Regions from separate parts of the Mus musculus genome. Here region 1 is linked to region 2. A link is a contact called in ENCODE POLR2A ChIA-PET data. All regions are on one chromosome and are shown on one strand. The core of a region is the stretch at or near the end of the contact, and the rest is flanking DNA. Distances in the headings are between cores, read along the strand shown. Region 1 holds the start of Tnfaip1 (tumor necrosis factor, alpha-induced protein 1 (endothelial)). Region 2 holds the start of Sarm1 (sterile alpha and HEAT/Armadillo motif containing 1).

Region 1 (6,326 bases), core at 3,631-6,130, 39 kb before region 2:
ACCATGGAGGCAATTTGGAATTAACCAAGTCCCCACTTTCTTCTATCAATTTTTAAAGTGAGATGCTCTACCTGGGAAATGGTGAGGGAAGCCAAGGTGGCAGAGAAGGAAAAGGCGTTTGCAGTGGCCATGGCCGCTTACCTTTCTAGCTGCGTCTTCTTTTCTGCTATCAGGGCCTGCAGCTGCTGCTGCTGGGCTTCTCTCTGCTTCGCTATGGACTTCAGCAAGTTCCGAGCACCAATGGCCTAAGAGACGTTACCAAAGAAGGCGAGGTTTTAAAGTCCCCAAAGTCCTCCAAGAGAGGAGGACCTGGTTTTACTGGTTAGTCATGACTATTAACCTCCTCTTCTCCTGAAAGTACCTGGTACGAAATGGCAGCACGAGCAGTCAGGCCCACAAGTGTATGCAGTGCTCTATTGGGAGGCATCATTTAGTCTTGGGCCACTCACCAAGTCATCTACCAGGCAATCTTTCGTGTCTTCATTTTTAAAAGGAGGGTAAACACCCACCAGTGGGACCATGAAGATCAAAGGGAGCAATGACAAGCATGGACTGGTGGGGCTGGAAAGATGACTCTGGTTAAGAGCACTTGTGGCGCTTGGAGAGGAGCCAGGTTCAGTTATGCAAGCACCTACATGGCAGCTCACAACTCTGTAGCTTTGTTCCAGGGGATCCAATGCCGTCTTCTGACCTCCAAGGGCATGGGCATCAGGCACACAAGGTGGTACACATGCATATATGGAGGCTAAATAGTCACACATATAAATCTAAAACAAAAACTGAGGACTGAAGAGATGGCTCAGTCATTAAAGCACTGTATTTCCAGAGGACCTGGGTTCAATTCCCCACACTCACATGGCAGCTCACAACCTAACATTTCTAATTCTAGTTCCAGAGGATTTAACACCTGGCCTCTGATGCACTCATTATGTGCACAAACATTCACACTAAAATAAAGTCTTAAAAAAATATTGGCATATAAGCTCACCACATTAACTTGGCCAGGTCTCTTATTAAATGCCTGTTTTAAAAAGATGACCCCACCATCCATATAATAAGCAGGGTTTCTGGCCAGGACCAACTGCTGATCTTACCTTCATCTTCTCGTTCTCTGCTTCTTTGGCAAGCTGATCAACAAGCTCAATTAGACCACCAACAATTTTCTGAAACTGGCCAATTTCTTTGAGGAAAAGAACAAAACATTCTTGTTAGCATCCCTTGGAAGTAGGGAGGGGGGAGCTAACCACACCTAAATTGTGTTGTGGCTGTCCAATGCTCACTAACCTAAGCCTCCCACTATCTGGTCTGTGGCAGGAGAGGCGCCAGGACTAGACTTAGAACACAGACTGCAGTGTGGACCCAACCCTACCTTTCTCAGAAAAGGCTCTCAGAACCCAAGTGCAGACTCTAGACTGGCCAGACAACACTGGGTTTCAGTAAAAGGTGGTGTGAGAATTCCCACCTGTAACCGTGCCATTTAGGCGCCCCATTTCCCATTTGCTTTCCCAATGCCCTTGGTGGAATCGTTTTATTTTATGAAAATAAGCCCAGAGAAAGCCACGGCATACAGCTGAGTGTATGACACAGGCCTGGAACCCCAGCACTAGGGAGGCTAAGTTAGAATCATGAGTTTGAGGCCAACATGCAACATACATAGTGAGGCCTTGTCTCGAAAAAAGGAAAGAAAGCTCCCTTGCTCTAGCTGAATCTGAATGTCCCACTGGTACTGGGTCGGCTTAGCCGCTAGGAAAGGAGGATTCTGGGAGATCAGTAGCCCAGAGCTGAGCACTGTGCTGAGCTGCTCCTCAGTCACTACCTCTAACTCCAAACAACACATCCTGCCACCAGGAAGTAACATAGTATATCATTTCATCTCCCACCTCCAGGGTGTAATTCTTTATCATCAATTTTAAGGTTGCTAAAAGAAAAAAAACAAAACATTGCAGCACATCTAAAAACACCTCCCCCAATCTAAACCATTGCTTGGCACTAAATGTGGGACTCCATGGCAGTGTAAGAGGGCAAGCAGAGAAGGTTGGGTACACATGGGAACCCAGAGACCAGGCTCAATCCAGAGAGCACGCAACTTCATTCTGGTAGACCCAAGAACAATGGCCAAGGTCAGGTAAGGAAACTGCTCAAAGCAGAACAACACTGTGTCTCCAGATGGTACTCACTGTCCACAAAGTCCTTGCACTCCTCCTTGAGCTCCACAGTCTGCTGGGTGACCTCTGGGTCCAACACTCGGAGCTTGTTCAGTTCATCAAAATGCAGCCCTGCCTCGCCCAAGATGTCCTTGGCCATAGCTGCAGAGAAACCAGCAGCGACCTGAATTTCATCCCAGACACCACCCCAGCCCTCCTCATACACCCATCCCTCTGCCTCCAGCTCTCAGCCTCACCTGTTTCCCTTCCAGGAAGCCCTAGAGGTCTGCTTTGAAGGGGTGACAGTGGCAATCAGGAGGTATGTCATAGGAGCAAGGGTCAGGAAAGAGGAAAGTCCAGTTGCTTGTCACAGACATCGTTCATTCAACATACATTTCTTGAGTGCCTACTACATGCCGACACTGCTAGATGCTGGGCGTAAAGATGAATGCAACATGGTGCCTGCCCTGGAGCAGCACAGCTTAGCTGGAGGAAAACAGACACGTGAACCTGAAGGATTATATTGCATCAAGTGATTTTTACAGAAATATCACTAAGCAAGGAGAAAAGACAATTTCAGTTCACTTGGGTGTATCTGGCCTAAGCTGCGAGCGAGATAAAAGCATAGTCATAAATCCCTGTTTAAGGTCCCAAAAAGGCTTTTCAAATGCATGCCCTGAAATGAAAAACAAAACAAAACAAAAAGGATGAATTTTAAAATGAGAGTTAAAAGCTAGCTATGGTCATGCGTGACTCTAATTCTAGCAACTCACTGTGTTGCTAGAAGACTGACACACGTTTAGGACCAACCTGGGCTGCATACTGAGTTCCAGGCTATCCTGTGCTACACAAGCCCTTGTCTCAAAAAAACAAAAAACAAAAAAACAATTGCCTTCCTGTGTTGTTCTAGTTGGATAGTTTGAGTATTTAAGAGCTCCTAGGGACTAACTGGACCAGGTCCTATGGAAGAGTTCATATGACATGAGACTGCAAACACTTGTTTGAACTCCTACTGCCTTCTGAGTTAACATGCATTTATCAAAAACAAAAACCCTTATTGAATCCCAGCTCCAAGGACAGAGTGAACATAGTGTCTCTAGACAGACAGTAAGCAAATAAACACAAACTGTGATCAGGGTATGAGGAACAGCGCTCAGTGCTCTGTCAGGATTCTACAGGAGGACATAACTCAAGTAGGCAGAGAGGTCAACAAAAGCCTTCAGAAAAAACAATCTGGGACCTAAACACGTCCAGAAAATCTTCTAAGAGAAGGGAGAGGGACATTGTGGGCATAGGGAAAAGCATATGGGGGCGTCCTAAGGCTGGAAGATTTTGACACAAAGGGTCCTGGGATCAAAACAGCAAGAGGGAGCAAGGCTGGCAACCGGCTATAGCTGGATGAGTAAATGAACTTGGGTTTTGTTTTGTTTGTCGAGACAGGGTTTCTCTGTGTAGCCCTGGCTGTCCTGGAACTCACTTTTGTAGACCAGGCTGGCCTCGAACTCAGAAATCCACCTGCCTCTGCCTCCCAAGTGCTGGGATTAAAGGCATGCGCCACCACACCCAGCTGAACTTGGATTATTTTTTATAATGATAACCGCTAGCAGTGGATTTCGGCAGTGCTTATTGATCAGAGTTGGAAAGATCACTCACTGCCTTGGCCAAACAGAGGGAACAGGGAAGAGCAGAATAGAGGCGTCCTTTCCAAATTTCTCACTGTGAGCCAAGCATCTCTAAGCAGGCTGCCTGCAGGTAAGTGGCACTCTGATAATGTTTGCAGAATGAATGAATTCATGTGGAAACAGAAGGCTGTAACAGAAGAAAAGATTTGAAGCCGAACGGGAGTTCAGAGATCAGATGATGTCTGAATTGACAGAATTTAGTAATGCTTAATGCAGCACTTTGGAGAAAAGTGAAGAAAGGAGCCAAACACGATTGCCATGGATCTGGATTGGACCGAGAGTATGGCTGGAAAGGACAGTTTAAAGAGATGGGTAAGATAGATATGGTACATAGCGGGCTATCAGATCCCCAGCCCACCCCTAACTCCCACCACAAATATGCTCCAGGAACGTGGGATTGAGTTTCCTAAGCATGAAGGCTGTGCCTGGCTCTACGCTCCCTGGCTCTCCCAGGTCCGCAGGCACAACAAATAGTTGTAGCTGTGGAGTTTGGAGAAGGCGTAGACACAGGAAGAACTGGGCAAATGGCGCGGCTGTCTTTACTAAATTATACTCCTGCAATGTCCGAACCTCGGTTCACCGGTGACATCGAGGGAGCCAGGCTGAGCTGAGTGTAAACCCGATCCCTAAAAACTCCGAGGTAGGGAAACCGCCGCTTTCCACCCGGTCCAGCCAATCCTCGGCGCTGGGTCACGTCGGCCTCCTCCCGTCCCAAGTCCTCCACGTCCCCGACCTACCTGACGAGCCGCCTCGGCAGCGCTCTGCGGCCCTGACGACTGTCGGTAGAAGCTTCTCTCCGGCAACTGCAACCGGCTGCTGCCACGGAGACAAGATCTAGGAGCCACACGTCACCCCCGAGTCCAGAAGCACCAGCATCCGCCCACCCTGCGGTGCTTGCTGGGAAATAGATGCAACACGCGATAACTGCCCACTAGGCCCAGAAGCCTTTGCTCAGGGGGCGGGGACTACGACACGGGAAGTAGATTTGTTCCCGAACCCGGAAGTAGAAGGAAGTCAAACGTCAAGTTTTCGACCCACTGCTAGCTCGCGCGCTGTGCATGCCGGGTCTTGTAGTCTCTTTCCCGATCTGTAGGGTTGGGCTGTAACTCCGGAGTCGGCGGGCGCAGGATGTGAGCTCACAGCCGAGATTGCAGGCAGCCGCAGGCCAGAGGTGGCACCGAGTCCGCTTGCTACTTGACTGAGACTCGGAGAGGCGTCCCCGCGGACGGTGAGAGCCAGAGGTGCGGGTGCAGAGGGGAAGGACAGGCTCTGCTGAGTCCTGGGCAAAAGGCACGGGATGGCGCGCGGGGATGAAGTTCAGGTCTTTTCTGGGGATGGGAGGCACCACGGATCTCAGTTTTTCAGAAGAGGAGGGGTGTGGCGGGAGAGCAGCCTACACTGCAACGAGAGACATGGGATGTTTCTCCATTTCCACTGGAGAGCCTTTGGGTGAAACATAAGAGCCGCTTCCACGATTTCTGACCTTTCTTGCCAAAATCAGCCTTCCCACCTCGCCGTACCTCGTGTCCTTCCTTTAGAACCCCAAGTCTTTGAACTACCGTGATCGTTTGCGCTTTGTTCTGCTTGGCTTCGCATTAGGTTCCCATAGAGACACGTGTATGTTCCCCAGCCCCAGGATTACCCCTCTATCCACAGGCGAAGTCCTGAGGAAAGAGCCCTGAAACTATCAGTGGAAACTTCATCCTCTCAGAAATTTCTTTCTAGGGCGTCACCTGCCATTGGACTCTTGGACCTAATTGGTCTGGGTGGAATCTGGTCTGACGTCATCTAGGACTCAAAGTAGCTCTTAGGAGGAAAAGAATAGATTAGCTCCGGATTTGACTTCCTCAGTTGGCAAGCCTAGTCACTTGGGTTTCTTTGATTTGGCAGAACGTGTTTATGTGCTTCCTTGATTCTGGGGAAATGGGACTGCACACAAAGTATGTGAGGAACTTGCTAAAACTTGTTGAGGAGTTGATTTTTTTCCCGCTTTGAGGTAAGGCGGTCAGTCGCTCACCAGTCTAGCATTGTAGTGTTACTGTCAGACTCCCGGAGCTCGTTTCCTCCATGTTCCATCACTGAAAGCAATTAAGCCATCAAAAGGATATGCTACTTAATATAGCACCAATATAGACCTTCCTGAAAGCCCCCCACTCCCGACCATTCCAAGGACATACTGAAATCTCTTCAGGGTCAGTTTTAGTTTAGCAAGCTGATGTATATACTTAATTCTTGTTTGAGGACCAGTGTTGTGGGTTTTACCTGTAAAACATGAGGAATAACAGGAAACGACTGAGTGTTCCGGTATTAAAGAGGTTGGTTCCACTTTGGGGCGTTGTTGTTGTTGTTGTTTCTGTTTACAGCATTGCTTCTGTGGTGTAAGCCTTTATCATCACTTGCCTGGACCAGTCCTTCCTCTGATTTTCCCATTTCCTTTCATGTACTTTTGCATCCCACACAGCATCAAGTTGTCCTTGGATCACATCACTCCCCTGCTAAA
Region 2 (6,415 bases), core at 444-2,943:
CTTCCCTAGGTACCCACCAATCCCCTCCCACACCTTGGTCAGCCAGAGAAACCCATGCCACCAGGGCTAGTATGAAAAAGGGCCTCAGGGGTGCCATGGCAGGCCTCTAGCCCAGGGCCTTGGCAAGCTGGGCGCGGAGCTTCTGGAATCTCGCTGTCCTGCCTGAAAAAAGAAGCAGACTGAAGAAGAGTTCCTAGTTCCCTGGGTTTCTGCCCTTTATTTGCTCATCCTCTGGCCCAGCCCCATTGCCCTCCTCCAAACACAGCTGCAGCAAAGGGTCACATTCCCAGAACCCCAGCCCCAGGAGAGCTGGGAAACAGAAAACCCTCGCCAAGACCAAAGTCAGTAGGGTCACGGGCAGGAGGGATAACACGCTTAGCTTAGCTGGGGAGGTGGAAAGAAAGCATGTGTTGTCACCCTCTGAGCCAGTCCCGTTAATCTCCCTGAGCCTTACTTTTTATAAAGTGGGACCATGGTGCCTTGCCTCATCAGGTGTTGAGAGATTCCGTGAGCTAGAACAGACAAAACGTTTCGTGCCTGGAGTAGCTTCCAACTCATTCCCATAAGCCGTTATCGATTTACTGTTTGATCAGGCTAGGTGCTTGTCCCATCCTACCCCCCGCTTCGAATCTGGATTTTTGGGGCAAGAAGGGGGGTTGGGGGAGAGCTGGCAAGCACTTTGGGGGAGGTTTTCTTTTCTTCTCATAAAAGAACAAAGCTTCATTTCTGGCCTCTCCTTGTTCTCTCTAAGCTGGGTGTTACAGCATAGGAAGTAGTGGGTCAGAGTCTATTCTTCTTTCTTTATTTTTTTTAGATTTATTTATTTTATGTTTTGTGTATAAGTGTCTGCTCACATGTGCATCTGTGCACCACATGCATGTCTTGTGTCTATGGAGGTCAGAAGAGGGCTTTGAATACCCTGGAACTGGAGTTTTGAACAGTTATGAGCTGCCGTGTGGATGCTGAGAATCAAACCCAGGTCCTCTGTAAGAACAAGTACTCTTAAAGGCTGAGCCATCTTTCCAGTCCCAGAGCCCATTCCTGAGGCTTTCACTAATCCATTGATCCTCGGGGGACCACCCTGGCCACACCTTCAATGACCTCATTTATTTTAAAAAAAAAATGGACTCATTGGGCATACTTTCTAGACTCACATACTAAGTGGGATTTCTCTATAAAGAAAGTGCTCACTGGGGTAGAGTGCCAGGTTTTGGGCCAAATTCCAAGCACTGGCACACTTCTGAAGCCCCTCCGTTTTCTGTTCTGTAATCACAGGCGAGCGTGCCTTTGGTGTCTCTTCTCTATGGACCGCAGTAGTCTCAGCGGCAAAATGAAACACTAAATTTTACTCCCTACAGACGCGTGAAGCCTAAGTGGAAACCGGCATTAAAGGGCTTTAAGAATCTCAACTGCGATTCTTTAACCATCCGGAGGGGACGTGGATACATGTAGCCAGCTTGCTTCCACATTTTGGGGAGCCGAGCGAGCGGTAGGAAATGGAAGACAGCTCTTTACAGCCCTTTCTACAGCATCTTGCACACCACCAAGGGGAGACTGGGGAGAGGAGGCGGAGCCAGGTGTGGGCGTGGCTGGAGACCTGGGGTAGGGCTTGCGCCTGCGTCGGGGGCGGAGCCCGTGAAACCTAGAGGCGGGGCGTCAAATCCTTGACTCTGCTGCTCAGAGGCGTGGTTGCTGTTGAGCATCTTAGCTCCGCTGTGCTTAGATTGGAGCAGCGCTTTGTTCCGGGCACCGGCGTCTCTACCCTCCCGCGTCTGGTCCATGCTTCTCTCTCCCTTCATGCCCTTCCTAAGTCGCTGAGTCCCGGAGCTGCCCTCCTCCTTCTGCTTCTACACTTGTAGCCCAGCACCTTTACCGGATCCTGTTTGCTTTTTTTTTTTTTTTTTTTTTTCTTTCTCCTCCCAAGGCCGGGGTCTCTCTGCCAGGCCCCGCCCCTCTAGGCCTGGCATGTCCCCTGCTGCCCAGCGCCCATGGTCCTGACGCTGCTCTTCTCCGCCTACAAACTGTGCCGCTTCTTCACCATGTCAGGCCCACGGCCGGGCGCCGATCGGCTGACAGTGCCCGGACCGGATCGGAGTGGTGGCGCCAGCCCATGGTGGGCTGCGGGCGGTCGCGGGTCTCGCGAAGTGTCGCCCGGAGTGGGCACTGAGGTGCAAGGCGCCCTGGAGCGTTCGCTGCCTGAGCTGCAGCAGGCGCTGTCCGAGCTGAAACAGGCAAGCGCGGCGCGGGCTGTGGGCGCGGGTCTCGCCGAGGTCTTCCAGCTGGTAGAGGAAGCCTGGCTGCTGCCGGCCGTGGGCCGCGAGGTGGCCCAAGGTCTATGCGATGCTATACGTCTGGACGGTGGCCTCGACTTGCTGTTGCGGCTGCTTCAGGCACCGGAGCTAGAGACCCGTGTGCAGGCCGCGCGCTTGCTGGAGCAGATCCTGGTGGCTGAGAACCGGTGAGGGAGAGTGGGGTGAGGTGTGGGGTTGCCAGGGCAGTGAAGGTGGTTGGAGACGGTATCCCATTGCTGATTTTGCCCTAAGCCCATAATTCTCCCGTGCATCTGGGTGTCTTTCTGTGTTACCTTCTCACCAGGGCAGCCATGACCTTATTCTGCAGCGTCTGATCAGGAACAGAAAGTTTTTTGGTTTTTGTTTTGTTTTGTTTTGTTTTTGTTTTTGCTAGGACGAAATAGTAGGGGCAGAGAAAACTGAGGTATCTTTCCTTCCTATGGGAAACTGCTTGACTGCTTCTCCTTTGCCTACCTCCTGAGACCTCCTTTTGAACTATTATGAAGCCTTTGAAGGGCCCACTTTCCCGGTCTTCTGGTGCCAGAGCAAAACAGGCTGTCACACTAATTTTCACCAAAATCTCAGGCTCTCAGCTCAGAATTTTTAGAAGAGTCGCTTTCAGCACGCAGCCCTCACAAGTGTCACGACGTGTTTTCTCTGGCATTTTTGATCACCTTTGATATGTGGAAATTACACAACTGTCCAAAAAATGCACAAACAGAATGATTTGGGTTGGGAGACCCAAGGTAGGTTTCTGCTTGCTTAACCCCTCTCATCTAATATCCGCTGTCCTGACTGGGATAGGCCATGAGTATGGAGAACTGGAAAATGGAGTAGGTGCTTGCTGAGTGTGTTGGAGCCCAGCTTGGCTGGTGTTGGCTTGGTATGGTCAGGGAGTTAGAACTGGTGGTACCTGTGGGAAGTGGGTGCAGGAAACATGATGCAAACATACGGATATGTTTTCAGGAATGGAAATGACTATCCTTACTTATTGACAGCTCTGAGAGAGTAACCTCTATCTAGTGTACAAGTCCCCAAACACATGCGGATGCCTTTTCAGGACCAAGGACAGGGCACAAGTCCCGCTATCCCTCATGCTCCCTCCCCAGAAACCCCGGGGCTCTGCTTTCATCCATGGGGACAAGACTGGAAGGGAGAGAAGCAGGGAACACACGGGGGCTTTGTGTTTATTCTCCACCCATCAGCCTCCTCGGTGCCTCTTTTTGCCATCCCATTCTGGCAGTTCTGGACTTCCCCAGGGTGATGCTGCAGCCACTTCCCAGAATCCTAGCTCACTGGCTCTCACCCATGAACTGTCAACAGTGTAGGGATCTTCAACTCTGGTCCCATAATACCCAGTGAGGGCACTGCCTAACTAGCAGCCCTCTAAAATCACAGGCCACCCCACCAGGGGGACAGAATGAATATAGTGAACATATCTTTGAGGAAAATAAATGGCTTCCCCTAGAATATTGAATGAATAATAGAGGAGTCTATTTTTAATATAAAGAAAGAAAACTATTACACATTACAATTCAAAACTTGCAAAGGTGTATAAAAAATGGTATAATGACAAAAGTTCTCAACAAATCCTCTCCTGTGGAGGAAAACCACTGAACAAGCTTTTGTATCTCCTTCCAGAGAGGGGTGGAGCATATACAAGCATTTGCACACATAAATACACACACATATATGCATGTGAAAAAATATATATGTATGTATACAAATGGTTTCTTACTTAGCAGCTGGGATTTGAAACTAGACCTGTGAACCCCCAAAGATTTCGGCCATTGCATTAGACCCCCAATCTCAGAGAACAGAATTGAGAGGTGAATTTACAGTTTTCACAACTATCCATAGCTTTAACTTCCTTCCTGGGCATAGGAAAAGATGAGGCCTGAAGGCTAAGACTTAGAGGTGAGAATAAGGTTCCAGCTGTGAACCCATGTTCCAGAGTAAGCCCTTCATTTCACTGGACCTTAGGTTAGTCTTCTGAAAATGTGTTAGATGAGATGGCTTCATTTTCCTATGTGTATGAATGTGTTGCCTGCATGTATATCTGTGTACCATGTATGTGCGGTACCCATAGAGGTCAGAAGAGGATGTTAGAACCCATGGAACTGGAGTTATAGAGGATCACGAGCCACCTTGTGTGGTCTGGACATTGAAACCGGGTCCTCTGGAAGAGCAGCCAGTGCTCTTAACCACAGAACCAACTCTCCAGTCCTGAGATGATTTCTTACGCACATTCAACCCGGATAGCCTAGGAGTTTACCTAGTCCAAAGTCAAGATGGAGGATTTTAAATTCAGAAACTCTGTGACCTTGGCCATGCCATGACGTTTCTCTAACCTTAGCTTTCCTCTTTGGTAAAGGGAGTGCCTGAGTTCTGGAATGCAGGTTCAGACCCGTTTGGCCATTTGGAGGTTGGCTATAGAGAGGCTGAGTGATGAGGTCAGCAAACCTTTGCTGAACTAACACCATATCCAGGACTTAGCCAAACTCTGCATTGTCCATAAAGTTACAGGCACTGTGGTCACTGCGGCATCCATTGAGCAAGAGTTCTGTCACTGGTTAAGTCAGTCATTGGAAGTAACCTGACGAGGGGAAGTCGCCATTTTGTTGAATTAGGTGAGACAGGAAGTCTTCGCCCCTATCTGGAATATGGCACTTTGCTTGCTATTCTGCTGGCCTTCAGGATTGCCTCGGGCATATCCTTCCCACAGTAGCCAGTTTCTTAAAGCCTAAACCAGAACTGAATACTCCTTCCCCAAAGCTCTTGAGTGGCTTCCTGCTTGTTCCAAAGATAAAGTACAGATACCCTGAGGGAGCTGAGAAGACTGTTAGGGCTTATTTCTCCCCACCCTTTCTTTGGACCCTCTTCTGTAGTGTGGCTCGCTCCCCAGGGGTTCCAGCTCTCTGAAACCTGCATGCCCATGCACGCACTTGTGTCTGCAATGGAAGATCCCCTTCTCCTGGCTCATGTCCCAGCCATCCTTCTGACCGAATCCCTAAGCACCACCAAATGTTTCATGTATCTGGTGAGAGAGACTTTGTTTGCTTTCTTCTTCTTCTTCTTCTTCTTCTTCTTCTTCTTCTTCTTCTTCTTCTTCTTCTTCTTCTTCTTCTTCTTCTTCTTCTTCTCCTTCTCCTTCTCCTCCTCCTCCTCCTCCTCCTCCTCCTCCTCCTCCTCCTCCTCCTCCTTCTGCTACAGATTGAATTCAGGACCTTACAAATGTTAAACATTGCCATTGATCTGCATCCTCTCCAGACTGACTGCCTGCCTGCCTGCCTGCCTGCCTGCCTGCCTGCCTGCCTGCCTGCCTTCCTGTCTGCCTGCCTGCCTGCCTGCCTGTCTGTCTGTCTGTCTATTTGAGACAAGAGTTCTGTAAGTTGCCTAAACCAGACAACAACTCACTATGTAGTCTGGGCCTTGAGCTTTCAATTCTCAACTTCTTTTGTTTGTTTGTTTGTTTGTTTGTTTGTGTATGGGGGTTCTTTTGTTTTGTTTTGAGACAGGATTTCTCTGTGTAGCTTTGTCTGTCCTGGAACTCACTCTATAGAAGGGTCTGGAACTCATGAGATCCACCTACCTCTGCTGAGTCACCACTTCCATAGTAGCCTCAATTTCTTTTTTCTTTTTTTTTCTTTTTCTTTCTTTCTTTTTTTTCTTTTTTTTTTTTTTTTTTTTTTTTTTTTTTGGTTTTTTGAGACAGGGTTTTTCTGTGTAGTCCTGTTCTGGAACTCACTCTGTATCTGTAGACCAGGCTGGCCTCGAACTCAGAAATCCTCCTGCCTCTACCTCCCGATTCTGGGACTAAAGGCATGTGCCACCATGCCCGGCTCAATTTCTTGAATAGCTGAGATTATAGATTTGTGTTACTGTGTCCAGCTTAGTAAAACCTTCAGACTTGTTTTGAGTGCAGATGTTTTTAATTTACATAAATGATGCTGTATTATGTAGTACTTTTTTTTTCCAACTCTGTGTTAGGGTCATAAGATCCTTCATGTTACATACTGTTGCAAGGTCAGCCTGGTCTACCTAGTGAGTTTTAGGACAGCCAGGGCTACACAGAGAAACCCTGTCTAAAAACAAACAAAAATAACAATTAAAAAAAATGAAGA

The links. ChIA-PET counts read pairs that join two places held with the same protein, here RNA polymerase II (POLR2A).
Region 1: POLR2A ChIA-PET joins it to region 2 with 14 read pairs in embryonic stem cell. The contact joins the promoter of Tnfaip1 here to the promoter of Sarm1 in region 2. POLR2A ChIA-PET finds 5 or more read pairs at or near these places in 4 of 5 experiments (Patski and embryonic stem cell).

Annotation. Positions count from the first base shown.
Region 1 is chr11:78,534,814-78,541,139 of GRCm38, reverse strand. Tnfaip1 (tumor necrosis factor, alpha-induced protein 1 (endothelial)) reads left to right here and starts at 4,880. Exons shown (of 7, transcript NM_001159392.1): 1 at 4,880-5,054. Ift20 (intraflagellar transport 20) reads right to left here and starts at 4,779. Exons shown (of 6, transcript NM_018854.5): 1 at 4,564-4,779; 2 at 2,402-2,630; 3 at 2,178-2,306; 4 at 1,095-1,180; 5 at 142-245. The coding sequence starts at 2,304.
Region 2 is chr11:78,493,032-78,499,446 of GRCm38, reverse strand. It overlaps Sarm1 (sterile alpha and HEAT/Armadillo motif containing 1), which reads left to right and starts at 1,693. Exons shown (of 9, transcript NM_172795.3): 1 at 1,693-2,458. The coding sequence starts at 1,989. It overlaps Vtn (vitronectin), which reads right to left and starts at 327. Exons shown (of 8, transcript NM_011707.2): 1 at 34-327. The coding sequence starts at 97.